Linked DNA regions of Homo sapiens: regions 1, 3, 4, 5, 6 and 7 are each linked to region 2. The links are chromatin loops, found by intact Hi-C in ENCODE. Cell type or tissue: endothelial cell of umbilical vein. All regions are shown on one strand. Links, peaks and the distances in the headings refer to the core of each region. The heading gives the core; the rest is flanking DNA.

What was found. Peaks named below come from ENCODE experiments on the same cell type or tissue, not always from the same donor. Only the 100,000 strongest peaks of a DNase experiment are listed, where the experiment ranks them.
Region 1: a loop joins it to region 2, with 2.1 times the contacts of the local background. A loop is called at or near these places in 18 of 110 quality-filtered maps.
Region 3: it touches region 2 in a loop (5-fold over the local background); 6 of 110 quality-filtered maps call a loop at or near these places.
Region 4: a loop joins it to region 2, with 2.5 times the contacts of the local background. A loop is called at or near these places in 2 of 110 quality-filtered maps.
Region 5: a loop joins it to region 2, with 2.9 times the contacts of the local background. A loop is called at or near these places in 26 of 110 quality-filtered maps.
Region 6: a loop joins it to region 2, with 8 times the contacts of the local background. A loop is called at or near these places in 39 of 110 quality-filtered maps.
Region 7: a loop joins it to region 2, with 2.9 times the contacts of the local background. A loop is called at or near these places in 7 of 110 quality-filtered maps.

Annotation. Positions count from the first base shown.
Region 1 is chr2:163,665,236-163,669,686 of GRCh38, forward strand. All of the region lies in intron 2 of FIGN (fidgetin, microtubule severing factor), which reads right to left. LOC107985957 (a long non-coding RNA gene) reads right to left here. Exons shown (of 2, transcript XR_001739759.2): 2 at 2,713-4,451. Among named protein-coding and RNA genes, the nearest start is that of FIGN, 69 kb to the right of the region's middle. RefSeq lists a silencer at 2,444-2,738 and an enhancer at 2,444-2,738. In endothelial cell of umbilical vein, for the core only: no CTCF peak of the experiment used is centred there; a DNase peak (open chromatin) is centred at 2,476; H3K27ac peaks cover 1,021 bases.
Region 2 is chr2:163,734,390-163,738,840 of GRCh38, forward strand. It overlaps FIGN (fidgetin, microtubule severing factor), which reads right to left and starts at 1,619. Exons shown (of 3, transcript NM_018086.4): 1 at 1,449-1,619; 2 at 514-683. The coding sequence starts at 538. RefSeq lists enhancers at 2,226-2,742, 2,743-3,258. In endothelial cell of umbilical vein, for the core only: a CTCF peak has its summit at 2,537 (motif pointing left); DNase peaks (open chromatin) are centred at 712, 1,172, 1,662 and 2,462; H3K4me3 peaks cover 2,416 bases; H3K27ac peaks cover 2,046 bases.
Region 3 is chr2:163,189,128-163,193,578 of GRCh38, forward strand. No RefSeq gene overlaps it. Among named protein-coding and RNA genes, the nearest start is that of KCNH7, 350 kb to the left of the region's middle. In endothelial cell of umbilical vein, for the core only: a CTCF peak has its summit at 2,438 (motif pointing right); a DNase peak (open chromatin) is centred at 2,464.
Region 4 is chr2:163,551,547-163,555,997 of GRCh38, forward strand. No RefSeq gene overlaps it. Among named protein-coding and RNA genes, the nearest start is that of FIGN, 180 kb to the right of the region's middle. In endothelial cell of umbilical vein, for the core only: no CTCF peak of the experiment used is centred there; a DNase peak (open chromatin) is centred at 2,225.
Region 5 is chr2:163,470,346-163,474,796 of GRCh38, forward strand. No RefSeq gene overlaps it. Among named protein-coding and RNA genes, the nearest start is that of FIGN, 260 kb to the right of the region's middle. In endothelial cell of umbilical vein, for the core only: no CTCF peak of the experiment used is centred there; no DNase peak of the experiment used is centred there; H3K27me3 peaks cover 159 bases.
Region 6 is chr2:163,347,268-163,351,718 of GRCh38, forward strand. No RefSeq gene overlaps it. Among named protein-coding and RNA genes, the nearest start is that of FIGN, 390 kb to the right of the region's middle. RefSeq lists enhancers at 712-1,311, 1,804-1,973. In endothelial cell of umbilical vein, for the core only: no CTCF peak of the experiment used is centred there; DNase peaks (open chromatin) are centred at 944 and 1,914; H3K4me3 peaks cover 225 bases; H3K27ac peaks cover 2,929 bases.
Region 7 is chr2:163,876,517-163,880,967 of GRCh38, forward strand. No RefSeq gene overlaps it. Among named protein-coding and RNA genes, the nearest start is that of FIGN, 140 kb to the left of the region's middle. In endothelial cell of umbilical vein, for the core only: a CTCF peak has its summit at 2,399; no DNase peak of the experiment used is centred there.

The DNA.
Region 1 (4,451 bases), core at 127-4,126, 69 kb before region 2:
TAGGCTCACATTTGCATGCTCACTCCATCCATAGCCTTGCGGCTTAAGAGGGAATTAAGGAAGAGCCATTCTTCATGTAAGAAAGGACACCTTTGTGTCTCACAATCTTAGATGTTCTGAGGGATAGTAAACATTCTTGAAGATATTACTCTTTAATTGTTTATGGATTATTCCTATTTTACTGTTAAAACATGAGTTTTTAGCAGAGTTAGGGAAAATTTTGTCAGGAAACAGTTGTTTTCCTCCTACAGACTAACATTCCTGCAGGCAATGCAGCAAATTAACCAATATAAATGTTTCCTTCAAAACACAGAAATCTTTTATCTATTTAGGGACAGATCACACAATATAACATGCTGAACTATTTCTATTAAGCCCAAAGATGACAAAAAAATTGAAAAGAATAAATCCATTATAAAGAATTCATATCTGCTGCTTTGTGAGCAATCTATAATACACCGTATTGTGCAAACTATAGGAGATGATGACCTAACAATACAGAATGTAGAGAGGGCTTTTGACAACAGAAAATCATAAGAGAGTATCATTTAATGGAGAGTGAAAAAAAATGATCCTGGATTCTTTTTCCCCCTTTATTTGTTGTATCACTTTGTAAAACCTCTCTATGCCTTGCTCTCTTCATCAGAAAAATGAGACCTATGGTTTTATTTTTACAAAGTGCTTTAGGATTTAGGAGAACCCAGAATGTATTATATGATGAAAGCCACCATGGTGCATGTCACATGACTATGGCAGAAAAGGAACCAAAAGCAAAACATGAATCAGCAATGAACACTCATTTTGTTTGTTTAAAACCCCAGGATGTGCAAATATATGTCAGAGCTGAAGTTGACCCTCTTCCTTTACAATCACATATTACTCTATCAGATTCTGGTTTTGAAACCTGAGTTTGGTAGAAAGAATATGGATGCAGGAAGGAGTAAAGGACAGGAGTAAGAGGGTTTCTCTCAAGCAAACCCCAAGTCACTAGGGGTGTCACCAACAGCTTCACTAACAATCCCCTAAAGGACCAGAGACAGAGGGCATTATTAGCCTTGCTTCTTCGCCTTCCTCAAGCATTCCTTTATTCCCCCAAAGGATTATACATTGACAGGGCAAATCAACAAAGCAGAAGCTGTCTCCTCCAACTGTCCAAAGTTATATGGGTTTTTAGAACCATAGGAGAGTCAGAATTGGGAATAATACGGACCATTACATTGAGGGGTAGGTCAAGATGATATATTAGAAGCTAGGAGTTCTAGGCTCCAATGCTTATTCCAATATTAATTTACTGCATTACTTTCAACAAACCAAACTCTCTGGACCTCTATTTTCTCAACTGACACTGAGGGCAAGGAAGGTAGAGAATTAGTTTAAATGATCTCCTTTTAAGACCTAGAATTCTGTTATTCTTTGAGTACATGGTTAATGACCCAGTGGAACCCAAGAACCATGTCTTGTGGATAAAAATATCAAGGTAATTTTCTAATCCAACTCTGGTATCAGGATGACAGAAATGAGGACACAAAGCCTCAAAGAAGTACCATAATCACACAGCTAGTGGCAAAATCAGAATTTGACTTTGGGGTTTGAACATAAATTTGGATATACCCCAGAAGATTTCCTGTAAATTTTCTGACTTGAGAAGTCTAAAACCAAATTCACTAAAAAAAAAAAAATTGAGACTCATGCACAATGGCTATATATTTATGTGTGTGTATGTGTATATATATATATGTATAAAAATGTACAAAATATAATCAATGTATACCGTATTTATCAAATGAATGCTATTCCCATCTGAGCCTGTTTTCCTTTCTGTATTCTCTATTTTTGGTTAGTGTCACCCCAGAGGCATAGTTTCCAGAAATAGAAGGCCTGTTATCAGTCCCTCTCATTCATCCCACTCTGAACCACTCTGCATTCACACAGACTCACCAATACAACTGATTTCATCTCTGACTTCTTTCGCCATTCTACATTCTTTCTTTATCCCCAACATGTTTGTATCATTTAGGTCTTCATCTATTGCTTCACCTGTTCTCTCCTAACTGGCCTAACTGGTTTCCTTTCTTCTGAATCCCTTTTCCATACTATCCCCACAAAAAAAAAAAAAAAACTTTTCTAAAATAAAAATGTAAACATATCTTTGACCTGCTTGAAATCTGTCAACATTCATTAGTTTACCCACAGGAGGAAGTCTAAGCTTCCTAGTGGGAAAAATTAAACCCCTTCTGTCCAAGGCCTGCATTTCCAGCTCCATTCCCTCCATTCCCACTTAACATCCCATGTTTCTGTAAGAACAAATGTTTGCAGTTATTCCTCAAGTACTGCATACCACTGTGCCTTGGCATATGCTAGTATCTCAGTCTGGAAGTCCCTAATCCTTTCCCATTGTTTACTTGAAAAATCTTATTCGTCTTTTAAAACCCAAATAATTCATTCCTCTACTGGGCTTCATCCAACTCTACATTCCCCTTGGGATTAATCATATCCTGTTCTAGGCAGCTTCTGTACTTTGGACAGGGTTCCACTGCTGCGTTCTTCACACTGTGCTGTAACTGTTTATTTGTATGCCTTCCTCCCTCACAAGACTCTGAAACCTTGAGGGCAGGAACTGCATCTTCATCATCTCTGCATCCCTAGCGCAGAGCCTGGAATATAGATATGTGTGTACGTCTTTGAATAAGTAAATAAACAAGCAAACATTCATTCACTCAACACCTGTTTTATTCAATGTCTCACAGAGTTCAAGGAAAGAGAACACCCCTACCTCCAACCCCCCCCCCCAAAAAACCCTCCACAAGTAACAAACAAGAAAAATATCTGATAGGGATATGAGCTACCTGGATACTTAAATTGGTATAATAGAATGGAGAATGACTGGGTGTCTATAGTGGTTCACATTAGCAGAAAAGTCATCTTCCAACCCATGAATGACAAAGACTGTCTCACATTGGGACCCAAACAAATAGTATTTAAAGACACCATGGGGCTAAAGGAAAGCACCTAGGGAGAGCATGTAGATTAAAAAAGAAGGGTCAAGCCCTGGGAGCCCCTATAACATAAAGTTCAAACTGAAGAAGAACCAGTAAAGGATACCAAGAAGAAAACCAGGAGACTGTGATCACCCAAACTAAGAGAAGAAACTATTTGAAGAAGGAGACAGTGGTCAACTTTGTTGGACCCTGGTAGAAGCTCAAATAAGATAAAATATTCAATTTGCCACATGCAGGACAGTGAGTGGTGAGCTGGATAAAGGCTTTAGGAGTTGAGATAGGAATGAAAGCCTGATTTGAATTGAATTCCATCTCTTCATAAGAAATCATGAAAGTATATTACATGGTAATAAAACACATTTTCCCCCTCTCTGTCCAGTTAAAGCAAAGTTTTAAATAGGTAAAACTTATAAGAGATGTAGTAGGCCAGGCGCAGTGGCTCACGCCTGTAATCCCAGCACTTTGGGAGGCTGAGGCGGGCAGATCACGAGGTCAGGAGATTGAGACCATCCTGGCTAACACGGTGAAACCCCGTCTCTACTAAAAAATACAAAAAATTAGCCGGGCGTGGTGGCGGGCGCCTGTAGTCCCAGCTACTCGGGAGGCTGAGGTGGGAGAATGGCGTGAACCCGGGAGGCGGAGCTTGCAGTGAGCAGAGATCGTGCCACTGCACTCCAGCCTGGGTGACAGAGTGAGACTCCATCTCAAAAGAAAAAAAAGAAAAAAGACATTTAGTATAGATTTCAGGAAGAATTTCTTAGCATAATTAAGAAAAAAAGGAATATATATATATATATATATACACTATAAATTCTTATTATATAAAGGAAAGATATTCATCCTGCTGTAAGTATTAATTTGATAACTCCTTTTACTCATTTATATTTTCTCAACTGAAAAAAAGTTGGCCCCCCAAAATATGGAGTGCATTTCTTAAAAATCTACATAACTAATAACAACTAAACAAACACTACTTCAGCGTTTTGTTTTGTTTAAGAAAGGGTCTCACTCAGTCGCCCAGGCTGGTGTGCAGTGGCCCAATTACAACTCACTGCAGCCTTCAACCTCTCAGGCTCAAGTGATCCTCCTGGCTCATCCTCCTGAGTAGCTGGGACTACAGGCGCATGCCACCATGCCCAGCTAATATTTGCATTTTGTATTTGTTGAGACAGGGTCTTCCTATGTTGCCCAGGCTTACTTCAGCTTCCAGAAACCAATAAATAAGAATGCATTTCTATCCTTTACATCTTACATATAAATAAGAAATACGTATTTGACTTCATACATATTGTCTGAATAAACCTCTAATTTTTATATTTGTGGATTAGAAAGGAAACCATTTAAAAATCTGTAGATTAAAGATAAGATGAAATGGCACAGTCTATAATCAAACTTTCAGTCACAGCAAAGCTGAATAAAACAATTTCTTTTTACAAATTCTACGTCTTCAGT
Region 2 (4,451 bases), core at 135-4,134:
GTGCAAACATCAAGAGCAGATAGTCAAACTGCATTAATAGATTGAGAAAAATAAAATTTTCATCCAGTCCTGTTCCTGTGTGTGTACATATATATAGATACACTTTCATTAGTTAGTAATCTTTCCCAACACTCCTGCCCTCTCCCCTTTGCCCAGCCTCCCTCCTTCAAAAAAAAAAAAAAAAAAAACCCACACTGAGTTTAACTAATTTACATACTATTTGACTTCAGCAGTTATATATATATAGTGCATTACTAGTAACGTGCAACTTCTGGATGACAGCTAAAACCGATAAAAGTGGATTCAAGTAATATATTAATCAAAACTGCAATATACAAACAAGTGATAGCAAAAGAAAAAAAAGCATGGTGACATTAAACATATATTTTTTAAAAAAAGGAATTCTATATCATGAGCAACTGCTTGCCAGGCAGTCTTCAATGGTTTTATCATGCTATTTCATTTGTCTTTCCTATTTAGATGCAAAGGAAGTAAATTCCAAAACTGACATACCATAAACACTGGTGCTACTGATCATTTCTTGCTGGCAGCACAAAAAGCTGAATTGGATTTCTCACAAGCAGGAATTCCAAAGGTTGCTTTTCATTAAAGCCACTTTTCCTCTCAGCTATCAAATGTCACTGCCTTGAAACGTGGGCCCTTTCGTCAGGTATTCATTTAACCTACATGCATATAATTAAGGGGGAAAGCAACATCAACAAAAAGGGGATCTCAGATCACAGGAGAAGAAAGAAAGGAAAAAAAGCACATGACCAGGAATGCAAGTCCATGTCAATTTCACTCACTCCCATTGAAACTAACAAGAGCTCCGGGGAGGACGGTAATAGGATCAGTGGATTGTATATACCATTAAATTATACATCTTTCTCTCCCGTTCCTTGCCAACAATACGCCCACCACGCTGTACCCCCTCCTAGATGATGTGCTTACATTTTTCTGCAACCGATCTTCTGACATTTTCTCGTTCCCCCAGCCACGAGATTGTAATTTAACCTCAACTTTTTGTGTGTGTGCAAGATTCTTATTTACACTTCTTATTTACTTAGAAGTTAGTTCCCGAAGAAAGTCTAGCCCCACCCTATGGCTCCGCTTTCTTATTTTTTTATTTTTGAAGTAAAAAGATAGTAATAAGTAAGCCCAATATAGCGAAAAGCGAGATTCTTGCAATCGCGAACTCTTAATCCCATACTATTGTTACAATGATTAAGCAGCAAAAATATGCATTATAATGTTTCAGGGCTACTTTGAACAGAGAAATTAGACAGCAGGTTGGCGTACAGAATAGAAACGAGTGGAAATTGAATTTAATGTTTACGGCACAACTGAAGATCTCTTTTAATTACAGGTCTTGGATGTATTTATATTCTTTAAAAATAAAACAAAAACAAATTTAAACAGATGGTAGAAAACTACGAAGCTCCTCTTACCTGAACGCGCGGAGAGAGAACCCGATAGGTTAGCGTAGCATCGATCCGATGTGTTTGCTGATGAATGGAAGCTAGGGTTAAGTGAAGGTGCCTATGATTTGAAATCATTCCAAGTTTTTGAAGGGAAGACGGACTGCAGCCTCTGCCATGTTGGAATTTCAAACCCAAAACAGCTGCTTGGAAGGAGCCAGCATGCCAGAGGCTGGGCGCAGGCGCAGAGCGCCGCAGAGCCAAATTCAAATCACTTTCACACTAAGAGCCAAAGATCAGTTTTCAAAGGAGAGAGGGAGAAAGAGACGGAGGCTGCCGTGAGGGAGAGAAGACGGGAGGCAGTGGCGAGAGGCGGGCAGTGGAGAGAGACGGGCAGCGGGAGGACCAGGAGGGAGAGGGAGAGGCGCACGGAGCCCGCGGAGCTGGAGGGGGAGAAAGGGAGGCGGGAGGCGAGCCGGCGAGCGAGCTAGAGACGCGCCAGAGATTCATGGGCAGGGAGGGCTCAATGGCCGCGCCGCGCCGGCCGGCCGGCCGCTCGGGTCATGTTACACGGCCGGGGCCGCGGCGGCCGCCCAGCCTCGCCGATGCGCTCACGCGGCCCGGAGGGGGCCCCGAGGTCATGATTACGCGCGCGGGGACTCGCAGCTCTCCCTGCACGCACTCTCTGGCGGCCCAGCCTGGGGAAAGGGGAGCAGCGCCGTAGGGGGAAGGGGGCTTTCTTTCCCACGCGTGACCAGCCGGCCCCTGCGCTCCCCGGCCTGCGTTGGAGGGCCCGGGACAGAGCCGCGCTGCTCCCCGGCCCGCGGGCTCTTCCCTGCCGGTTCCCGGCCCTCTCGACAGCTGCGGCCCGTCCGCCCTTCCCCACCCCCTCTGCGCACGGGACGGGATCTGGTCTCGAGAGCCTGGACCTCACCGGCACCCTCCCCGGGGCCCCCAGCACCAGCCAGAAAACGACTTGATCTGCTTAGAAGAGGCAACTTCGGGGAGAAAATTCGCGTTCGCCCAGTTCCCCTCCCCCGCCTCCCTGTGAATAAATAAAATCCTAAGTGTCTAGGTGTGCGGTCCCCTCTCGCGCTCCCTGGCTCCCCTCCCTACCTCCCCCAGGCGGCTCGGGCTGGAGAAAGCAGCGCCCGGGGGGCCCTGGTGTCGGCGGCTGGTGCGCAGGCATAGACGTTAGGCTTCTGCCTTCCCAACCCCCCTCTATGGAGTAATCTGGGGACCCAGGAGTGGGAAGAGAGTAGGGGCTTTGTGGTGCTGGGAGCCGAGGAAGAATGAAATGTGCAGTTGAGTGTGTTGCTCGCATCCCAGGGAGCAATGCAGTGCTGATTGTCTGTTGCTGAGATAGCCTTTTGTTCGGAACATAAGGTTTAAGAAACACACACACGTTTTCTGGGGTCTCTTGTTAGATGTAAATGTGCGGCATCCAGACGCTTACTATGCAGTGTAAGCTCAGTTGGTTTACTAATCACCCCGCCCCACCCGCAAACAATCAGGATCATTTGAATGGGAACCTCATTCAGACTTCTAGGCTGAGAGTATTGCCTTCAACCTATTTCATTCTAGACTAGCCAACCATCCAACTGAGATAATAAAGCAAACAATAACATTTGATCATGATGTCTACGAGATAATGTGCCCGGCAAAGTTCTTTAGGAATTGTAATGAGAAAGAGAGTGAATTGGGTCATAATTTCTCTTCGTTTTCATTAAATATGACTTTAATAGATAAATGGTGAGTTTATACTTTGGCCTGGTAGACATCCAGTCTTCTATATTTCAACGAAGCTAAGAATGAAAGAGGCAAATTATATATTCCACCAGGAGCCCATCAAGCTGAAAATGTTACCTTTGAAGGTTGGAACCGAAAATGCACTTGCTGAGGACTGACCCTCCTCATAAGGGTGTTCACATTTCCCCCAGCTTCTCTGTTGTAGATTTGATAGCCTAAATTGCAGCTCTCCAGATGCTGAAATGCAGCTCTTTAAAAATGCCAAATATATACTTTGAAATTAATTCCATTCACCTTTTATGATGTTCTTACCTTTGAATGGATGCCTTTAGCTAACACACTGAGAAATAAAAATTATTTCAGTTAAATCTAGGCAGATGACAGAATTTAAAAGACAAAAAAAGAGTGATTCGAGATCCTAAGAAATATTTCTAAGCAATGAGATTTCTATTTGGAATGGATTTGACCTTTCTGTGAATTTTTTAAAAAAGGAGTCTTCGAAATAAAACAGAAGAACTTTATTCTGATGTAACAGAGAACACTGAAACCTCTTTAGTTATATTTTACAAGATGGCTTTGAAAATGATATTACGAAAAGTTGTTCATTGGATTTTACCACAAAGAAATAAGTGTAGGGAAATATCTGTGGGTCACTGTTGGATTGAGTACAGATGAATTAAAAAAAAAAAAAAAAACTGTGAAGCGCTCATAATCGCAGTTATTGCCCATTTGGGGAATGACGACCAAAAGTCCTCTGGACACACAGCAGATGCTCTGTGCAATTCGGGCAAAACTGCTCTGTTCTTGTTTGTTAAAAAAGTTCAGAGCTCATCAACCTTTAACATTAAATCCTAGCGTTGAATTTACAGTTCCTTGTGTAAATTCAAATAGTGAATAAAATATATAATACAGTGCCCACTGAATATAAAAACAATGTATTTTGATGACAGACTTAAAGCCATTCATCTGTAATATCTAAAATAAAACAACCCCTGCTCTTTAAAAAGAGGAGGAAAAAGTGTGGTCAGCAAGAGTTTATTAATAGATAATAACTGTACCTTTCCAATTCCCTTATAGATTCATTTGAAATACACATTATAAAAAAATCATTCAACATGCAAATAAATATAATTAACTTTGGAATCAAATAATTGGAAAACTGTTCAAAAGAGCACTGGATAGAGGTACAGAGTTTCTAAATTGTTCAAAATTACATATACTCTGGGAATAAAAGACACTTACATAATAGAATATACATTATGGGACTTCCATAATAATAAGATA
Region 3 (4,451 bases), core at 312-4,311, 550 kb before region 2:
CTTTAATGAGAATTAGAAATAATATGTGGAAGATGCTTGGATGTTGAACATAGAAGCCACCAAATTAAGGATAGCTATTGTCATCACTATTTTTCTTAGCAAATTTTCAACAACTGATTTATTAATCTACCTTTCCATTTTTAAATTCAATTATTTCAGATATTATTTAGACATTTAAACAGTAGGTAGCTACAAAAGGATATTTGATATCCATTTTCCTAAGATCTAGGTATTCTTTTAGCCTCCAAAGTATAAAGGCCCTTATGATGAATACCAACCCCTATTCTTGACTACCTCTGCACTTTCACTGTGTGAATGCAATCTTTGTAAATGTTAATTATTATGAACTACAGCTAATGGAATGATTACTTGTAAAAGGCATAAATGAATACTTGGGACTTGATTTAGTCATTATGCACTTCTCTTGCTACATGCAGATATGGATAGAAAGACTTTATTTTTAAAAGATGGAAGATGGAATAGTATCAAAACATAGAAATTGATTTTAGAAAGCCATTGGAACCCAGGGGTGTATGTAGAAAAAGGCATTGCCTGCGTTGTAGGTTATGATGTTCTGACACCTACAAGCATCTGACATAGCTGACTTTTTAAAAAGTGGTGCTTAAAAGAGTTGGTATGGAACATAAGTAGATAATGCAAATATGTTAGCGACCCCTACCAACAGTTGCAATTATGCAAATTTTAAAACCTTCATCTTTTATAATTAGGTGTAGTGGACTTATGTAGTTAACTTCTCCACTGGCTAGCTCAGATTCTCTAATCTGTTGAACAGCTTTTCCCCTAAAAATAATGCACCTCAAATAGCCAAAAATATGCATTCTGCAAAAGAATGACAATATTTATGATGAAAAGGAAAGACATGACATCCTGAATAATTGTTAGTGACAAATTTCTTGTTTGTGATTTAAGAAATGTGCTTTTATAAAAACCGAGATTCTCTGACAATAATTAAGCATACTGTTGAATTGGTCATAGGAGGATGAAATTTTAATTAATATACTTAAATTCTGGAAATAAAAAAAATTTTGACTGAGTGCTAGAAGGGAAGAAGGCTGCCTATAGTAAAATTTATATAGAAACTAAAATTATCCTTATTAGGTAGATAATTTGCTTGTAGTTAATTACTTTTGAATACTTGAATCTCATTATGCATAGTAGTGAGTATACAGAACTCAATATCATTATCAGCACATAACACAACTATGTGAAATACAGTTTTTAGTAGAGTTATACATATGTTATATATATAAATTATACATACACTTGGAAAACTTTTGTTAAAATTTACATATAATTATAAATATATAAAATTATATATACATATGGCATATTAACCAAATACACTAAATCTTTTGTTTCATTACAATAGAGACTCCAGATGTCTGTTAGTATAGCTAAGTTTTGAATTAAAAAGTTATACTAATTTGAATAAGTTAAAATCTGAGCGATTTGCTTTCATTTTAGTGACAGGCCTAGTGTATTGGTAAACTACACTCGAGATAGGTTACATATGCTATGTTAATTTTCTAATTAAATGTCAGGCTGTACTTAAGGACATAAAGGTTATTTAACAGGAGGAAAAGGAAAAATACAAAAAGCCAATTTTAGCTTATTTTCCCATAAATGAATCAGCCATCGAAATAAGACAGGATAGGGAAAAACGGATACCATGATTTTCTAGAGAGAAAAAATATTCAATCCAAAGCATCCCAAGACATGTAGGGCTTAAGTAAAGTCTGGATAGTAGCTTTAGAAATAGGGCTTGTATTTTATTATCTAAATATTCTTTCCTAAGCATTTTATCTACCAGCTTTCTAGGGACTAATGGAAGGTGATCCAATTTGACTGGTGGAAACTGTAATCACCTGTTAGTTTAAATAATAAAGGCTTAGAGATAATAAAAGGACTTGAAATTTAGATATGATCAGTTTCTATTTCAATGATTCTCAAAAAATTGAATTCACAATTTTTTTCATTAAAACATCCATCATTTCTACCCATTTAAAAATAGGTATAAAAATATATAAACTTCTCAATACAAATTAACTTCAGTGTTATATTAGAATGTGCACACCATAGTCATTACTATCTTTGATTACAATTACTTCAAAACATCATATTTTGTTTGGCTTTACCCTTAGATTCAGTACAGAATCCATCTCTTCCCCAATACCTCTTTTCATGGTATGAATACATTAACCACATTCTAGTAGGGAAACAGTGCATTAATTTGCAACAAAGTGAACAAAACAGTTAGGAAACAAGAATTATTTTAAATACTTTTTTCCTTCATATTTCAGTACTTCAGTTGACTAATTTTAAATTAGGACAAAATAACCCATATTTCTTCTGCATGTCATTTGGCATGAGGAAGAAATATTAGGTTTTGAAATCAATGCAAAACACAAAACAGAAGAACTGGGTCATCAACACAAGGTGGCACTGTGGACCAGTCTCTTAGGAGGAAGTTTGTATTTAAGCATTTTCTCTCTTATTTCTCCAAGACTGATGATTTATATAATTCAGCCTTCCTAATTTTGCCTTTAGGTTTTTTGTTTTTGTTTTTTTTACAAATCTAGTAATGAGATGGGGAATGGAATTATTTTCTCAATTTAAAGAAAAATGCAAATTTTGAGCTCACAATGGGTATTTTTATATAATTAGTTATAATAAAACCCCTAGGTACTGTACTGTATTGACAACTGAATACATATATGGTTACCACTTTTCTCCAAGAGGGACAACTTGCTGTTTTCTTTCATCATATCATGAAAAGGCTCCTCTCCTCTACTGACAGCTATCTCCCTATCATGATTTGCCTAGGATCTGATTTCTTGCTGCTTTAGTTTCTCATACACACTATTATAAGAATCTTTTTACTTATAGCCCATTTTCATGTTGCCATTATTTTGATCAAGTATTTTCTTTCAATCAGGTATCTTCAGTGGACATCTTTTTAAGCATTAGTTTAAATGTAAATTCTTACAATACTTAACTCCAACCCTATCTTAATTTCAAGGCACTGGTGTGCATGCACTCATGTGCACACATACAACACGCAGCTACTATTTCTCATTTGTCTACCCAGGCAAGTCCCATTATCTGTTCTTTAAAAATATTATGAGAATTCCTGTCAGTTATAAGGCCCTTTTCCTAACACTTACTATGTCATTCCCCCAACCCAGGCCATTGTTCACTGGTGTCAATCAGCTTCTTTAAATTTCTCCACAAGGCCCAGCTTTTTGAATAAGACTAAACCCATATTCCACCAGCATATGAGCCTACATTTTGTGGCACATGTATAAAAACTACACTTACATGATGAAATAATCAGAAAATATTTAATGATAGACTATTACTTACAAGGCATGATCTCCAATTAATGCAGCCTCTTCTTCTTCTCTCAGGAATATTTTGTGTTTTCCAATCATATCAAGCATGTGGTGTAATACATATATTTAGCACTTGACACAAGTTCAGGGAATAAATGCATAAGCCCAATTTTCCAATAGCATAAGACTATTAATACTGACACACATGCCACACACACACAAACGTAAACGTATATGATATATATGCAAAAATTTGTTAAAATAATGAAATACTTATAAACTGACACAAATAAAAGTACACATATATTATGCAAGTTTTAAAGGTAAATATGTTTAAAGGCAGAGCATAAGAGTCAATATTGTCATTTAACAGTACTCAACAAAATGCAGAATTAGATACAGATCTAGTGGAATGAGCCTCCTGATTTCATTTCTGCTGTTCAAACGATGAGGACAGCAACTACAGATAATAGTTCAACTAGTAAATGCAGAATATTTAAGATAATACACACTCAAATTTATATAAAAAACTGCATAATTAGCACATATACACCTGAAAAGTTTTGGATGTAACCTTTTAATATTATAGATTCAAAAGTCAGATGTCCATGTACAGTGTTTCTTTCAAAAATTTAATTATTGAATTACAGAAAATTATATTTTAAGATAGGAACATTTTCCACTCTCATATTCCATGAAATAATTTTATTTAAATACTTAGCAGGCATCATTGAGACCGGTTTCTTTTTTATCAATTGAGTCATATCTTTGTCATGTAGAAAGATTTCCCAGGAAGATTTACCTTGACTTTTTGATATATTATACGACAGTTTTTGAATCAATATATGATACTGTCACTGGAACTTTTGTCCCAAGTTACAAGTACCCATTTTCATAACACTAGGAGAGTTTCAGATTTTGTTGTTGTAGTAGATGTTATTTTTGCCTGTTTGTTTTTTCAGTAATGTATCTTAATAATCTATGATCTCCACAATGTAATCAGTCACTATCTTGCTTTATAAAGTGATCTATAATCTATTAATAACATAACCAGCAGGTTTTAGTTCAGGTATAAAGAGTTAACCTGTATTTGACTCA
Region 4 (4,451 bases), core at 184-4,183, 180 kb before region 2:
ACCCTGAATACCCAGTTTTTCTGAATTTTTAGAGTTCTGGAGAAAAACATAATGTGCACCATAATCCCCTTGGTCTTTCTTGAAAAAGAGGGATTTTAATTACTTACATATAAGAGCAAAAGGAGACAAATGTTACCTAAAATTAAAATTTTAATTTCTGACGTGTGGTTGTGTTATTTAAAGGTTCACTGTATTCCATGACCTTTGTTGTCACCGTCATCACTAATTGCAACATGATCTCAGAAAAATAATCCTTCATACAGTCAGTATTTATTCAGGCATGTATGTCTCTTAGCCTATTACACTGTTTCAGTAGTCTACAATCTCATAAAGTACTGGTTAAATCAGATAATCAGCTGCACAAATGCCTTACACAATTAATTCTTTTCTGTATTTTCAAAATGGGGAGTATGAGAAATATTTAGTGTTGTGATCCAAATTTAAATCTCTTTTGCTTTAAAAACAAGGCCAAATAGCAAAGGCTCCCCTACTGTTTGTGCTCTATGGTATAACATCTCTTGATTACTCTGACAGAGTTCCAGTCACAGGTTGTGAGTCAGAAAGAGGATTTTCAATGTCCAGCAGCTAAATGTGTCAGCCATGACATTTCTGAAAGTTCTATTTTTATATACAGAGAGAAGGAAAAATCACTTCTTTGTATCTGTCCTTTGCAAAATTCTCAGTTTAACTCCGGCTCTAGATATGTACAATAGTGAATGCATTCTTAGTTAACATGACAAGCAACTGACATTTTTCAACTGGAATAATGCATGTAATGAAAAATAATCTACACAAGTTTGCCTCTTCTGCATTCTTATTCCCTCTTTCACTCATAAAGCCTGTTAAAATGCAGTTGAAATAATACAAAATGCAATTCAAATGTCACTATTATTCTAATCCTTTTTTTCTCTCTATTATACAGCTTATCTAAAAATGTTGAAATGTAACTTGCTTGAGTTATAATATTATGTGAATTAAGAATCCGTATTGTTTGGAAGCTCTTTTTAATTGGTCTACAGGGAGGTTTTCTGTATATATTAAAATGATTGTATGTCTGAATTATAACGAACTTACCTTTAAACTTCTTTTGTGTTTAAATACATATTAGAGGCAAAACATTTTAATATTTCTTAGGACAGGCTTTATTGCTAAAATTATTGGCTTGGCAATCTTGGCAGGAATGGAAATTTCTGATTGGCTGTCATATCAATGTCAGTAAAGCTCAGGAAGTGCATAGCTCTGGCTGTTTTCCTTATTTTTATTTATAAATTCCATTTCATAACAGCAATAAGATGCTTCAGGCCTTGCAGTACTGGGGGATTATTGCACTTGTCAGGTGGTAAAAATCACTGGCCCCTCTGCCTTATGCCTTGGAACACCACTAGAGGCATGGATCACTGAGAAATGCAATTTCTGGAATCTCTTAATGCTTTATTATGACATACGTAACTTTCAATATAAATTATTTATTTTGAAGTTTGGGGGTGTCATAAGAGTATCCAACCAGTAGCTAAAGAATGAAGAAGAAATAAAAATGTAGATTATGGAAACAGAGAAATAGTCAAGCAGTGGCCATCTTACAGTGAACCCTGAAGGATACGAAAATTTATAATTTAGTATATTTAATATTAAATTGAGAGGCTGGGCTATGATTGGTATATATATGTATATTGATCTAAATGGCCTTACCATAATATCCTAAGATTGTTTTCTTCCTTACAAATGGACATTATGTTTATGTCTCCAAACATGCATGATATATATTGCAGACATAAATGCATGAAAACCACATTTGAGAAAATAAAACTTCCATACACTAAAGGAAAGTCTACATACTGTTTTCTTCTATTTAAAACATTTAAAACAAATACTATGTGATATAATTAGCATAGTATCCACTTAAAAATATTGAAAAGTATACTCTTGAAAAATTTAAGCAACCTGATTTTTTAAATAAATAAAATGTAAAATTCAGACTTAAATTATACAACAGTGGATAGAGATTTAAACTTACAGATTAAATTTATATTTCTAAATAATTGTTTGAAAGTAAGCTTCTATTTCTATATTTTACCAATTGTTCTAAATAACAATGTAAACTGAATGAGGTCAAATTATCTTTTCAGGGAAAGAATACCAAAGTTTTCTTTGGAAATGAGCCAGTTTTAGGTAGGGGGTGTTTATGGCCTAGGGAGTTACTGTAGCAATAGAAAAAGATTAATAATTTGCACATGTGAGATTCTTGGAAGGCAGGATACAGCTGTAAAGAATTAACCCCTCTTGAGAGATGTAAAAACACAGAGCAGCTGAGAGGAGACCTGTTGGGAGGGACTAAAACTATTCAGGCTACAGATGTCCTCAAAGAGAAAGTCCATTTGGGAACTGACAAGCTTTTGTCTTTTCTTATAAATGGGCAGATAACTCAAACATTTTTTTGAAAAACAAAAGGAACCAATTGTGACCAATTAAAATGTGTTATTGAAATATTAAGTAAGCACTATAATGAGTTGTTTCAAGAAATCAAGTACTGTACTACAAGGCTTTGCTCATAGGATTACTCAGAATGGAGCCACTTTGGTAAAGGACGAAGGTGTGTGTATTCACAGATGATGCCCTATGCCTCTATTGTCCCAAAAAGTCACTTTATTGTCTAATAGAAGATTCATTTTCCAGAATACACAAATTAAATGCAAATTAAAAAGAAAAAGTAAACATATCAAAACATTTTGTCAACAGATAAACAAGAGGTCCAAATTTCATTTTAACTGAAATTTGTGATTATTTTTTGTTTCCTGGGAAGGAAGGCTGTTATGCTTCAATGAAAGAAATCCAAAACAACTTTTTTAAGGTTCTTGAAACACAGGTTTAAAGAATGAAGATAGGACTGAAAACATTGTATGAAATCTCCTTGAAGTAAATCTCATTTATCATTCCAATTTCCTTCGAGCCTGAAGAAGAGAGGGGAAACTATACATACCTGACGTAATATATAATTCAGTACCTTAGTATTTCCATCAAAATAATAGGTCAGTGATTCTCAAAGTGTGGTCTCAGTTTCCCTGGGGGGAAGTCTCTAAAACTATTGAGGTCAGGCTTGTTTTCTTTTTTTTTTTTTCTTTTTTGAGATGGAGTTTCGCTCTTGTTGCCCAGGCTAGAGTGCAATGGCACCATCTCAGCTCACCACAACCTCTGCCTCCCGGGTTCAAGCGGTTCTCCTGCCTCAGCCTCACGAGTAGCTGGGATTACAGACATGCACCACCACACCCAGCTAATTTTTGTATTTTTTTTAGTAGAGATGGGGTTTCTCCATATTGGTCAGGCTGGTCTTGAACTCCCGACCTCAGGTGATCTGCCTGCCTCGACCTCCCAAAGTGTTGGAATTACAGGTGTGAGCCCCAGCGCCTGGCCTAGGTCAGGCTTATTTTCATAGTTAATATTAAGATATTGTTGTTTTTTTCACTTCAATTATCTCATGAGTGTTCAGTTGACTTTCCAGAGGCTACATGACATACAATGATATCATCACTCTTGTGGCTAATGGAATGTGTGCTTGTGCATTCTTGTGTTTTCTGGAATTTTCTAGATAAGCTTTTTGGGGTCATCAATAATTGTTGAGTATAAACTTTAAGATTTTACACTAGTAAAGTGAGGCCAAAAAGTTTAAAATATGGTCACCTGCTTCACCTCACAATAACATCCTTACCTATGTCTGATGTTTTCAAAGCTGCCTGCATATTGTTAAACACACTGCAGTTGATATTATCATGATTAAGGAGTACATATCTCTACTACATATGTTTCAAACTCTACCCTTAGCAGCAGAACCTTTAAAATCAATGAAATACAATATTATGTGTCAACAGCAGATGAAAAAGATAAAAGTAGAGCTGCTTTGGAGAGGGGGAAGCACAGATCTTCCTGGCTGGCCCCCTGAGACTCCTCCTGAGCTTCCTTGACTTCTGCAGAGACATTGTAAAAACCACAACATTATCATTGTCTATATATTTTTACTATCTGTGTGGGTATTTTTCTATACATAGGATTTTATTTGGTTTCAATAACAATCTTGTGAGGTATAAAATAAGAGCTATTATCACACTATAAAGACAAAGAAATCAAGAAGCTGAGAGATGTGAAACGAATTATCCAAGGTCACACACTAGTAAGTGACATGGTCAAGGCTGATACCAATTTCTTCTGATTCCAAGTCCAGAGACCTTTTCAGTTTACCATTCTGCTCTATTTGTCATTTTAAATTGCTCACAAACTGAAGACTCATTTTTATAATCATTTTATATTTAGCTCCTTTCTTCCCAAAAAACAGAGAAGGGAGAAGGACCTCTTTATTCATTCTGACTTTTCTTCAAGAATCCTCTTCTAAAACCTTAACTTGACAAGATCCTCCATGAAAATAGGATTCACCAGAATCTTTAAGCATTGCCTTCCCCTAA
Region 5 (4,451 bases), core at 170-4,169, 260 kb before region 2:
CTGTTGAATTGGCACTTTTGCTTTTACAATTAGTGTGTTGTGGACCTTTAGCTTCTACCTAGGTAAGAATTTGTGCTTGAGATGAAAAAGTCAATAAATGAACTGGGCAAAGTGGTGTATCTTAGTGAAGCAATAAAAAGGGCAATTTGGGTCTACTGGTCTAGCTGAAGGTGGTCATTCTTTAGATTTTGAGATACTAAACTACTGACCAAATTATTCTCTTGTTCAGTTGTAACTGTGATTTCACATGTACAGTTGCACAGACCCTCCTGTGCACATGCTAACTGAGGTTATATGCAGCAGCTGCAATGAAATAGATGCACCAAGGGGGAGCAGGAGGCTTGACTCAAGAATTAGAAAGGGACTTCAGTGGCAAGGCAAAACGATAACACATTCTGGTACTTTACAAAAGGTACATGACCTCTGATGTCATGTGCTTATCCACCATTTGGGGACTCTCTTATCAAGATTTAAAATTTCCTCCACAATCTGAGTGACCAGAGCAACCCATGACATCCATCTGTAATGTTAGTAAATTTGTAGTATAGGTACTGGGGCACCAACCTAAGCCATAAGTCATCACCTCATTTTGAGCATACAGAATACCTGAATGCTAAAGCAGGAGAGATCTTTAGAGTTCATCCAGTCCAACTCATGGGGATTTTAAAGATGACAAAATTGAGAGCCAGTAAGTTTGGGAGATTTGTCCAAGGTCAAACAGCTGTTTAATGATAGAACTGTGAAGAGAACTCAGTATTCGTATTTGAAGTTCAGTGCTCTATCTGAGACAATGCACAAAGAGTGCTAGAATTTCCATACAAACTGGTTTGACATTGCAATGTACATGTTCAAGGGTTTAATGCTAATGGAAAGTATTTCAAGAGGTAATCTGTCTTTTCAAACCTTACCACTGGTCCTCTCTATTGACTTTCTATGGCCTCACACCATTACCTGTTTCAACTTTTACTTTTTCCAAGGACACCCCTTTTTATTTCTTCCCAGCCAGAGAATGTTTCCACTAATTAAATAAGTGGACATCAGGGATCACATTTTCACTTATTTCCCTTTCTCCATAATCTCACACTATTCCCCTCTGCTCTCTTTCTTCAGCACTGGGGCTATCCTTATTTCTGGGCAGCACTTGGCAAATGTTTACTAGAGTAACAGTTTATTTACAATTTATTTCTAATTCTATGAAATCACTAGTTGGTGTAATTTCACAACATCTGTGGATATGCAATTTGAGAAATATTTATGAAAAACACATCAATGCTTTCATCCTGGGGGCATGGTCATTTCAAACAACATAGACCAGTGAATAAAAACGGCTTTGGGAGCTGACAAATCTGAGCTGAAATCCTGAGCCCCAATACTTACTATGATCTTAAGCAAGGTATTTAACCTCCCTAAATCTCAATTTTCTTTTTTATAATACATGAGGCTTCAAAGTCTTGCCACAATGCTTGGCATATAGTAGACTCTCAATAAATGTTAGCTATTATTGTTATCATTATTATTATTACTATTATTAGCGACATTGTTTTCCTATTAATATAAATAATAAAAGATCCATTTATGAAGCATTGTAAAGCTCAAGTAACTGTGGATTAAATGGACTTGAGGGCTCTCCTGGAGTAAAAGGTGAGATATAGAGGTGAAATTCTACTTCAAGCATTCCAGCTTGAGAACTTGAAAGTGATGACAATACTTGTCACACCCTAAAAGGGGGAATCTTGGAAGCAGATTTCAATGAAGTGGCTTTGATAATTGTGGATTTGTGTCAGGTGAGGGCAACAGAGAGCTATCCAGGCAGACAACACTGGAGGCCTGAAAAACCACGAACTTGGTTATCAATCCCCATGGGAAGGAGGGAAGCCAGTTTGAACTGAGGAGAGAAATTAGAACTCAGAGTCTCCACTGGGCCCAGAAGAAGGTCAAAGGTAGAAGCCAGGATGACTTCAATTCACCAAGCAAGAAAAAGGAGGAAAGCTGAGTAGAACTAGAATGGAGTTGGGACAGATAACAGCAGCCACAACTATTGAGATCCCTCAGAAAGCAGCGTCCATAATAACTCTTTGTGATGCAGCAATTCAGAGCTTCCCAACTGAACCCAGACAGCTGTCACTGGCCTTTGTGAAGGCCATGTTGACTCTGGTCTTTAATATTTACAACTGAGGTAGCAGTAGAAGCATCCAGTACAAATAACCAACCGAAAGAAAAGATGATCAAGCTTAGCAGAAAATTCAGGAAACTATTGAGGAAAGCCAAGGAAACTACCATCTATTGAGCACCCACTATGCATTTTGCAGTCTCACTTAATCCTGTCTATCCTATGCACTAGGCATTATTACTTCTACTTTGCAATGAGAAAAATGAGGTTATGAGAAATTTAAAAAATGTATCCAAGATCACATAGCTCATAAATGGAAGGACCAGGTAGAATTAGAATGAATATCTGTCTGATATCAAAGCTCTTCCCATCCATTCCTGCCACTCAGTATTAAAGCCATGAGAATGCATGAGTACTCTGAAGGACCAAACACACACACACACACACACACACACACACACACACACAAAAGAGTCAAAGGAGTCAAGTAAGTGTTTAATGCAAGAGTAATTTCAGGAATTAGGACTGATAACACACTTCTGGATTTGGCAATTAGGAAGACACTAGTGACCTTGGGGAAACAAGTTCCTGTAAAATGATGAGGATGGAAACTGAAAGCCGGACTGTCAGTGAGGAGTGGTAAGGGGATGGTGGCTAGAATTGTAAATCGCTCTTTGGGGAAACTTGGCAGTAAAGGAGTAGTAACTCTAAGAGTACCACAGCTAGAGACATTTTTTTCTTTTGTAATGGAAGACATGAAAATATTTGTGGGCAGTGATGATGGAGCCACTAGAAATCAGTGTACATTCGAAAGAAACAGGGCATTATTCCAAAGCACAGTTATGTAGGAGGGAAAGAAAAGATAGCTAAAAATATATAGACTTATTTGAGTTGGTAAGAATAATACAAGTGTAGAGATATTTGGAAGTTAGAGTGTGACAGGAAATAAAACTTGGGTCAGATAGCTTTGATCAATCAAGTAGGAGACAGAAGTATCTGCTGTGAATGAAATGTCTCAAAGTGGATCTTCAAGTGATAAATAAGTGAATGAATGAGTAAGTGACACAAGAGAAAATCTAGTGGCATGCATTGGTTAGTGTCAGAGAGAAGCAACATAGCAAATAGACAGAATTTCATCATTAAGTGAATTTGGAGTTCTGCACAATCCCAGTATGTGGTGAAAGTTGATGGGCCAGAGCTGTTATAAACTGACCCTTCCAGGTCTATCACAGCCCACCTAGAAAATGAATCCTACTGTAGCCCCTGTGGGAAACAGATATGCTAATTATATAAGCAACATCAGTCTTTTGAGTTTCTCAGCAGTGATATTTACTAGTTTGCATTGAAATCAGGACAGCTAAAAACTGTCCATAACTGCCTTCTTCTACCATATGCACAGTAAAATGGCTGGTACATCACTTCCATAGGCAGAATACAGCAGACTTCATCTTTGTGCCTAAACTCCCCTGCTAAAACAAAAGCCTGTTCGTAAATCCTAATTTTTTAGGAAAAAAAATAATGTGTTGCAGGACTCACACTGTAAGCATTTAAAACATCTTGACAGGAATGAATATTATGTGTGATAATTTCCTTTAGGGGTTGGAAAACCTGTATAAGGTATAAGCTTGGGAATCAAAAAGATGAGATAGTGTGGGTAGAGTGGGGGTGGGCATCTGTTATCTTTTTCTTTCATCTTTAAAAATCTATGGCAAATTAACCTCCCTTTATTGGTGGAGTATTATCTAACAACTCAGTCAACATTTAAAGTACATACTTGAACAAGGTAAGAACAGAAAAATACCTTTTATCAGTCTATAACATTAAGTTGCTGGAATTCTAAAATTCAAATTCAACTTTAAGGAAAAATCACTTTTTTCTCAGCATTGATGCCACTTATTCTGATGCAATTTGTGTTTCATAAGGTTCTGTTAGCCTGGAATTCTAGAGGCATTCATGAATTCAGAATTTGTTACAAATCCCTCTATAGAGGCACATGTTGATTTAGGAAGTGTCCACATGACAGTAAAACAACCAATCAATTCAGTGAAAAAAAAATCAATTGATTCAATAAAAACATCAAACAGGCTGTTTGCTGTCATGAAGATCAAACTACTGTTTGACAGAACTTTTACGTTTTAATCAATGGTATTGATGTCCGTAAACACTGTCTTAAGTTTACCAGCCCATGTTCATCGTACAAAAGGGGACCAAGTTGCTAATCGTTAAGTAATTTCACCAAGAGAGTACATAGGAAAACTTAAATTTCAAGGCCAAAATTTCAACTTCTACTTTGTAGCTCTTTCCATGTCTAATTTCTTTCTTAGTGATCTCCCTCCAAAAG
Region 6 (4,451 bases), core at 326-4,325, 390 kb before region 2:
TACTTAAAAACAGAAGAGGAAAAACATAAATCAATTTAATTTTCCAGCAAGTGAATAATGTGCCTAAAATCCTCGTGAAAAGCCCAAGTACATAAAGAAATACATAATTTAATGGGAGAGCTAAAGTTAACGTATATGAAATATTATAAGCTTTTGGATAGAATTTAGCAATCATTATAAGATAACCTTACTGAAGGTAAACAAGATGGCTCTAAATGCCAAAAAAAAGTACAATCAGTTTTGCCTAAGTATTTAATAGAAAGAAATCTACACTTTTAAGAAAGGTTTGTTGATATTTGCTTATCTAAATAAGGAAAATAAAGTTGAATGCTTCCACTCACCCTAACTTTCAAAAATATGAGAAAAAATAATATAAAGATGTATGTCTCACATATGACCTTGCCCTGTGTAATTTTCATAAGTGAAAAGCAAATAAACAGCAATTGTCACTATTCTAAACACACAGCTGCGTTCCATAATATTTATCCTTACTCCTTCCCTCATTTATTATTGCCGGTAAATTATGTATTTGTCACTAACACTAGCTGAATAGATTTGAAACAGTAAGTGTAACAGGCTCAAATGGACAGTGCCTATTATCTTTTCCCTTTTCTCTCCTGCCCTTTTATGGCCTATAACTTCATTCAATCTGTAGCTACATTTATGTTCCTTTTACAACAAAAAGGGTCATAATGCTGTCTCTGATAATACTGAAATTGCCTAATTTGTTCGTCTTCTTTCAACGCCTTGGAAATGGTCACCCTCTCCAGTTATGCCTGGGTTTGTCCCCATCAACTTTGAAAATTAAGGTCCTGTTTAGTCACTGGCAATCGCACCACCAAAACGCCTTCGGGCATTTTGTTCAGCCAACAGGGTGATAGAGGCCGAAGAGGCCCAGGTCTGGCTGGCTCAGGAAACGCACTCCTGAAGCCGCAGGCCCACCTACTACTACTAGAACAACCCCGGGTGTCATTCGCGTGCCTCTCGGTGCGGTGGGGGCGGACAGTTGCGCCAATCCCCGAAGCAAGGGAGGGAGCAGCGGGTCAGCTGACGCTGAGAAGGCGCGAGTGAAGGAATGAGAAGAATTTGCTTGCTCAGAAGATGGGAGCGATAGGGACTCCCTACTCTGACTCCTGGCGCGGACAGGCGTAGGGAAGAAGTCGAGCCTCCCCACAGCTGTTGCCACTCGGGCTGTCGCCGCGGCGGCCGCTGTTGGCTGCCGCGCCGCTGGGACTGAGATGACTGTGGCTGGGCCGGCCACGGCAGCTGCTTCTGCCTTGACTGCTGCCCCTGACCCTTCTGCTGTTTCTTCCTTGATTTTAGCATCAGCTTTTTCTTCTTCTTCTTTTTTCCCCACCCCGGCAGCACCTCTTGTAAAAAGCAGAAATAGCCTCTACATTTGCCAGAGAGCGTGGGTGCAGGGAGGGGAGGCTAAGGTGGAGTCGTTAGGGTCTCTAACGAGGCTTGGTTCCTGGGGCCCCTCCTGTCTTTTCTCCCGCTCCCGTTAGCATTTTCCTTCCTGCGGTAGCAATGCTTTGTCAGCCTCGTGCTGGGTAGAACTCCCGCGTAGTCTCCTCCTCCTTTCCCACTTGCAAGGAGGCTTCACCCCCTCATCCCCTCCAACGAGGAGAACAGTATCAAAGGTATAAAAGGGAAATAAATGCTCCAAGATAACTGTATATTTTGCCACACAAATTTGAACTGGGTTTCGCGTAATAGAAAACAGATCTTTTCAAGTCCTGGGACAATAAAATAAAATTCAAACGGATGGATATGGCGGGTTGGAGAACAATCAACAGCTAATTTGGAAGAGCACTTCTTGAGGATTTTCCTGACCTGCCCTTGCATGTGACTTCCCTTTTCTAAGATCCTCTTCCCCTTTCAAGGCTAAAAGCTGGGTATGATTCAGCTCATAAAAATATGTCACAGCAATTGGAATTTACCCTTTGACCTTCTACTCCCTCACTGCCACCTCCTCTACACACACGCACACACACAGTCTGCAGTTCACTAACTAGCTCTATTTTCACTAAACAGATGGCCGCGTTGCTGATGAAAACTGCCTTTTTGTACAAGATAAAACTTCTAAAAATCTTTATGATAGGACCTATTTACAAAAAGAGCCGAAAGCCACATTTTTGGTGATGCATATGTGAATTCTGAGATAGTTTGATAAATAAACAAAGCGATAAATATATTTTATTTACATAGGCACAAAAAGAAAACTATCAGTAAATAGTCATCTTCCTTTAACACCATTCTTCTTTCTGAAATTTGTTTTTGTGGACCAGTTATGAATGATCATATTCAGTATTTAACATTAAGGAGCATATTATTTCAGGGATCCCAGTGGCTAGATTTAAAACATGCAAGAAAGGGGCAGAAAGCTGAGCCTAAAATGTATGAGGAGTGTTTTCTAGTTTTTCTAAAAGCCTGTTCACCTTTCCAAATAATTTTTCCTTGCCTTTGTGCGGTGAAAGCCCCATTACCAGCTATGAAAAAAATAGTGCTAAGTGTTTTGTACAATTTCTTGTGAGTGCGAAGCTCAAAAAGCCGAGAAAATGGGCAAAACACTGAATCAGGCCACAAGGGCCAGTTCAAATGCACAGAGAGACATTTTTACTGCATTATTTGAACTATTACTAAATAAAATGCTTTCTTCCTTGGAGCTTAGCTAAGTACTAATTTTCCAAAACATGAATACGACTTCTGGTGAAAAGTTACAAATAATTTAAATGCCTGACTACAATATTGTGCCCTCTCGAATTAACAGTGTTCCCTTGGCCCTTCCCTACATACTGAAAATAGTGCAGGCCCTCAAATCACATTTGAAAAACTTAAAATGTCCAGGAAGTTTTTGAATCCAGAAGTTTGAGAACATCATGGACAAATTTAAACACAGTTTTCTCCATGAATATGGTGACTAGAAATGATGAATTGAAACCGTTTCTGGCAATTCATTACCAGATGCCTAAGAAATGACTAACTGTCACATTAAAAAAGAAATTGACAGCCAGGAATTAAGTCATTTTTAACACTAATATGATTGTGATTTTTTAAGACAATTATTTCTCCCCTCTATGTTTGAACGTGCTGATAATACTGACATAGTCAAATTCAGAGCAAAGAACATATAATAAAAATAACAATATATAAAGCATAAGAGAAGGTGTTTTCTGAGCTCGTACCATTTTCTCCATATCTAGAGAAAAAACAAGTTTCCTTCAGCAATTAACATTTGCTAATAATATTTTTATTTGGCAAAGCATAGAAGGTGACCATTTAACAATATCCATTCAGTCTTTAGGTAACAACAGTTTCTCTCTGTTGTTTCTTTACAATGATCAAATTTCTTTGAGTTTCTTCTTTTTTATACTTTCACTTTTGTTTAAAATTAATGGAGCTAAAAACTTACAGATAAATTCTGCAAATATACCTAGATACTCTTTATCATTGTAAATAGCTTAGTGGTGATCTGCCATTTTTCATGATAACTGGGCACCAACTGCTGGTTAGAAATATTTTTCATGGAATTCTTTGTACTTTAAATAAACTACTACTTCAAGATCTGCCATGTGTCCCTCATTCATCTTTAGGGCACAAAGTTACATGTAACTTTTTGTGAGCTTTGATTTTGAAATATTTGTCTCATAGGTGCAATCTCTAGCAATCTTTTAACTCAGTGCAAGTTTATTAATGACCTTCAGCAAGTTAAGGCAGAAATGTGTATTTTAAAGGTTTATTTTATGATTCATCTTATGCAAAAAAAAATTTTGAAAAATTGAATCTACATTTATTTTCTGCTCTTTTGACCCAGTATTAAAAAGTCTCCATGTGCATTTCACATAATGAACATCACAGAAGGGGAAAAATTGTTGTTTCCTTTGGCATTTCTCATCTGAGGTGGTAGAAAAATATGCATCTGCTTTTCCCGTGGAGAGGGAGATAATATAATAACCTTCTGATTATATACATAAGCAAAAACTGATCAGTTTCTCTTGTGGTTCATTTTTTAAGGGCAAGTTCCAGTTGGATTGTGCTAATGCACATATTCATGAATCTCTCCAAACAGGATTCACTGCTCTCCAGGGAACCCTTGAAGTATGCATCATTGTTTCAATGAAGTATCTTCATTATAAAACATAGAGCCTATAAAAGGTGAATACCATTTGCCACTGCTTAATATAATCGCTGGTCTGACTTTCTTCCGCTATATTTTTTTCCTCCCTTGCTTCCTTTCTTTAATCCTTTCTTCCCTCTTTCATTATTTCCTTTTATGTTTTCTTTCTCTTTCTTGTAACAAATAGAAAAAATGACAAAGAATCATTAGAAATATTAAAAATTAGATAAAATAAGGAAATGCTTTTGTTTTCAAAATCAAACTTAATTTCTTTCGAAATGTTATATAGATGGGGTATGAAATTTAACTAACCCCCCCCCCAAATCCTTAT
Region 7 (4,451 bases), core at 159-4,158, 140 kb after region 2:
TCGTATACCAAATATTGCTGAATAAAGTAAGCAGTTTATCAAACGGGATATAGACTAAAATCCCATATTTGTTTAATAACTGTGTGTGGGTGTGTTTATGCACAAAATCAGTCTGGGAGAACATCTACAATATAATTGAAGTGATTATTTCTGAGTGTTGGGATCATGGATTATTTATATATTCTTTTTATATGCATGCTTTTCTAATTTTTCTACAGAGAACAAGTATTACTTATGTAGTAAGCCAAAAGTTAATTTTAAGCATTTTAGAAACTAAATCAGCTAAAAATGTTTGCTAAACCGAAAATAATCATTCAAATGGTGACCTAAAAATTCCAGCGTATTGGCCGGGAGCGGTGGCTTACGCCTATAAGCCCAGCACTTTGGGAGGCCGAGGCAGGTGGATTACGAGGTCAGGAGATCGAGACCATCCTGTCCAACATGGTGAAACCACGTCTCTACTAAAATACAAAAAAAATTAGCCGATCGTGGTGGCACGCGCCTGTAGTCCCAGCTACTCAGGAGGCTGAGACGGGAATCGCTTGAACCTGGGTGGCGGAGGTTGCAGTGAGCAGAGATCGTGCCACTGCACTCCAGCCTGGTGACAGAGCAAGACTCCATCTCAAAAAAAAAAAAAAAAATCCAGATTATTTGAGTTAGAGACTACATCTATTAAACAGAGAACTTGCTTCATGTATTGTTTCTTCAAAACGTGCTGTGAGTACTCAAATACATTACTCTGAAACAAGTGTTAATATGTTAACTAAAAAAACCGAGTGAAGTTGTGAACCATTCTTTTTTTCCCCCACAAGCAAAATAGATTTCACTTTACATCATTATGGTTGGATAGTGGACAGTAAGAATCAACTACCAGGGGAAAAGAGCAAAGGGGAGATTTCAGGTCCCAAGAGAATATTCTGGGGCATTAGTTTCTACAAATAAACATTGAGTTATGTCAGGAATGTTATGCAGCCGTAATGCTGTCCATCCTGTATTCCCAGCTTTGTGGCTGGAAGCACCAGTTCAATGTTCTGAAATTTCACAGTCGTAAAAAATTCCCTTCTCAAAACGCCAACTTAATTGGAGTTAGTTATAAATTATCTTTGGGTGAAGAAATATGAAGAAACTACATTAAAATAGAGGATTGGGAGCACTAAGTCCAAACTTAACCTCATGACATACTAAGTGGAATGTTTCACTGAGAGTACAGAATCTGATCACAGTTTTTGTTTTTTTTCTTCATTCCTTATTAAAGTGAAACTTTTATCATTTTGCTCCATCGTTCTGATCCTGCAAAGAGAGATTTGGAAAGAGAATTAAAAAATGCTTCTCAACAGTAAAGTACTGGAAAAATACTGAAGAGTTCTAAATATGATTCTTATATATTACTTTTTTCTTATAAAGACAATAGAATGTAGTGGCTAAGACTATAGAGACAGACTACCAAGCTTCATATTCCAGCTCTAATATTGGTAGGCGAACATGGATAAATTGTTTAAACTCTCTAATCCTCAATATCTAAACCTTTAAAATAGTTAACAATAAATGTACATGTGTCATAGAATTGCTGTAGCCAGGAATTAAGACAAAATATGTGAAATTATTAGCACAGTTTCTGACATGGAAAGTACTCCACAATTATTAACTATATTTAATTTGACATATTTATGAAGCATTTTCTATGTCCTGGGAGGTGTGTTAAATGCTAGAAAAACAACAATGAGCATTAAAGGCATGGTGTTGAGACTGACAGAGTTTTTAATCTCATGAGAGACAGGAACAAACAGGCAGTTATAAGTCATTGAGATGAGCATGATGATAAAGATGTTTCAAGGTGCTGTGAAAGTATAGAGAAGGGACACCAACACTGCTTCAAGAAAGATTTATGCTGGTGGTGTCCACATAAAGGCCAGAGTAGAATGAATAGGAGTTAACTAGGTGAAGAAATGGGAGACGTGGCAGGTAACCCAACTCAGACAAGTGAATAATCATGAGTTTATTAGTTCATGTTACTAAAAAGTCTAGAGGGTTTCAGATGTAAATTTATTAGAGTTCTAATTTAATTTCCTTCTTTTTTTTTGTCTCTGCTTTGAGTTTGTTCTGAAGGTGGATTTTCTTGTGGTAGCAAAACAACGGTCAGTTTTAGACATTGCATTTACACACCCAAAAATAGAAAATAATTTTTTCCCAACTGTCAATCAAAAAGCACAGGATTCATTTTGATTGACCAACTTAGTTTATGTGCATATTCCTGAACCAATACTTGGACATTGGAGATGGAGTCACAATAAATGGTTTGGGCATTCACAGTATTCTTCTGGAGCTGGGGTCAACAGCATCCAGAAATCAAGCTGCTACTCAGTAGAAAAGAATACATCCTGGGGTGGCAAACAACAGCGCCCACTAGAGGCTACAGGATGAGAGACATGGTACGTTCCAAGAGCTGGTATATAACTTCAGTGAATCTAAAGCATCGTGTATGAGGAGACTGGGAATGAATGACGGAATTAGAAAAGCAAGCAGATACCAGATGACACAGGTTTTGCAAAATATTTTAAGAAATTTGGACTTCTTTCTGATATAACAAGGGAAGATGTTTTTAAGCAAGAGAGTCAACAATCATGATTGTGAAATCTAGTGCAAAGAGTAGATCAAAGAAAATCAAGATTGGCCACTGGAGATAATACAGGAGGCTATTAATTCAAATGTTAGTTAATGTTGGCTTTAATGGGTGATGGCAGTGGGAATATCGAAAGATGAGTATAAAGATTTATTCCAGGAACAGAATTGGGAGGACGTGGTAGTTGATAGCTTTCTAGGGCTGAGGGAGAAAGGGGAGTCTAGGATAATGCCCATACTCTCGGTTTGGGCAATTAGCAGGTGTTCAGGCCATTGACTGAGATAGGAATGTCAGTAAGAGTAATAGGTTTGGAAGTTAAACTAATACTCTTCCTGTGGAACATCTAAGTGGAAATATCAATATAGATGTAAAGCACGGGAATGTTATATGAGCTTGAGATATTGTAAACACCTTGGAAATGATGAGACAATCTAGGGAGCACACAGAGAAAGAGAACAAAAGAAAATTCAAGATGAAAATGGCAGTAGAGGATGCTGAAAAAGTAGGAGCCCACAGAAGTGACTGAGAAAAGTTAGCCAAAACTCAGTGAGCCAATAAAAGAGAGTATTTCAAAGTTAGGAATGGTTAATTCTCTAATGCAATAGAGATGAAGTAATAGAAATCCATTGGATTTAGCAACAAAAGTCAGTGGATATTTCAGGGAGACTAGTTATAGTGGAGGGGTAAAAATTAAAGCCAGACTGTGAACTGAACCATCCGTGGTAGGTGAGTAAATACAGATGTAGATATAGATGACTCTTAATTTGGCCATAAAGGATTAGCTGACAAACAGTTGAGAGATTTGCTATTATTACTGTTTTTTAAGATTAAAAAAACCTTGAATAGTTAAGTGTCATAAGGAGGGTATGTAGATGAAGATTTATCTAACTAGCTTAGAGAACCAGGCACTGTTCTCAGTATTTTGTATATGTTAACTTTTCCTAACACCATAAGAATCCTATGAGATAGTGCTATTATTGTCTACATTTGACATATGAGGAAACTGAGGCACAGAGATTAAGTATCTTTCCCAAAGTCACCAGCTAGTAAGTATATAGCTGAAATCAAACTGATGGTAGCCTGACACTGGAGTCTGTGCTCTTAACTACTATGCTATATTACCTTCCCTGGGTTAGGTTGCTTTTACTTTACTCTGCAAGATCAAATTAATGGTAGCAGTAACATGTATAGCAGAGAAAGGAAATACATTTCTGGTGAAGCAGAAGGGAATGAGATTCAACTGCAAATGAAAGAAAACTCAGGTAACTTTGTCCTAAAGAAGATGAAAATTTATTTTTCTGTCATGTAGAAGTCTGGGTAAATAGTATGTACTTATGTGGCACCACTTTTAAGTAACCTGATTTTCTTCCATATTGTTGTTTCATTGTGCATGGCTAAAAGCCTCAAGGTGGAACTCTAGCTAGCCTTGTGGTAGCCAATATGTTAACTACTGGCCAAGTGGTACTCTTGAGCACTTGAAATGTGGCTAGTCCAAATGGAGGTGTGCTATAAGTGTATAATGCACATTGAAACTTGAATACTTAATACAACAAAATGTAACAAATCTACATAATTTTTATATTAATTACATGTTGAAGTTATACTAATTTGGACATTCTGGATGAAATGAAATGTATTAGTTATTAAAAGTAATTTCATCTGTTTCTTTTTACTTTTTCAATGTGACTAATAGAAAATTTAAAATTACTTACATGGCTTGCCTTTATGGTTTGCATTATATTTTTATTGAATATTAGTGCTCTAGACTTTACATCTAAGTTCCATACAGCAATACGGAAAGAGGGAGAAGATTACATCCATTACTTTTAAG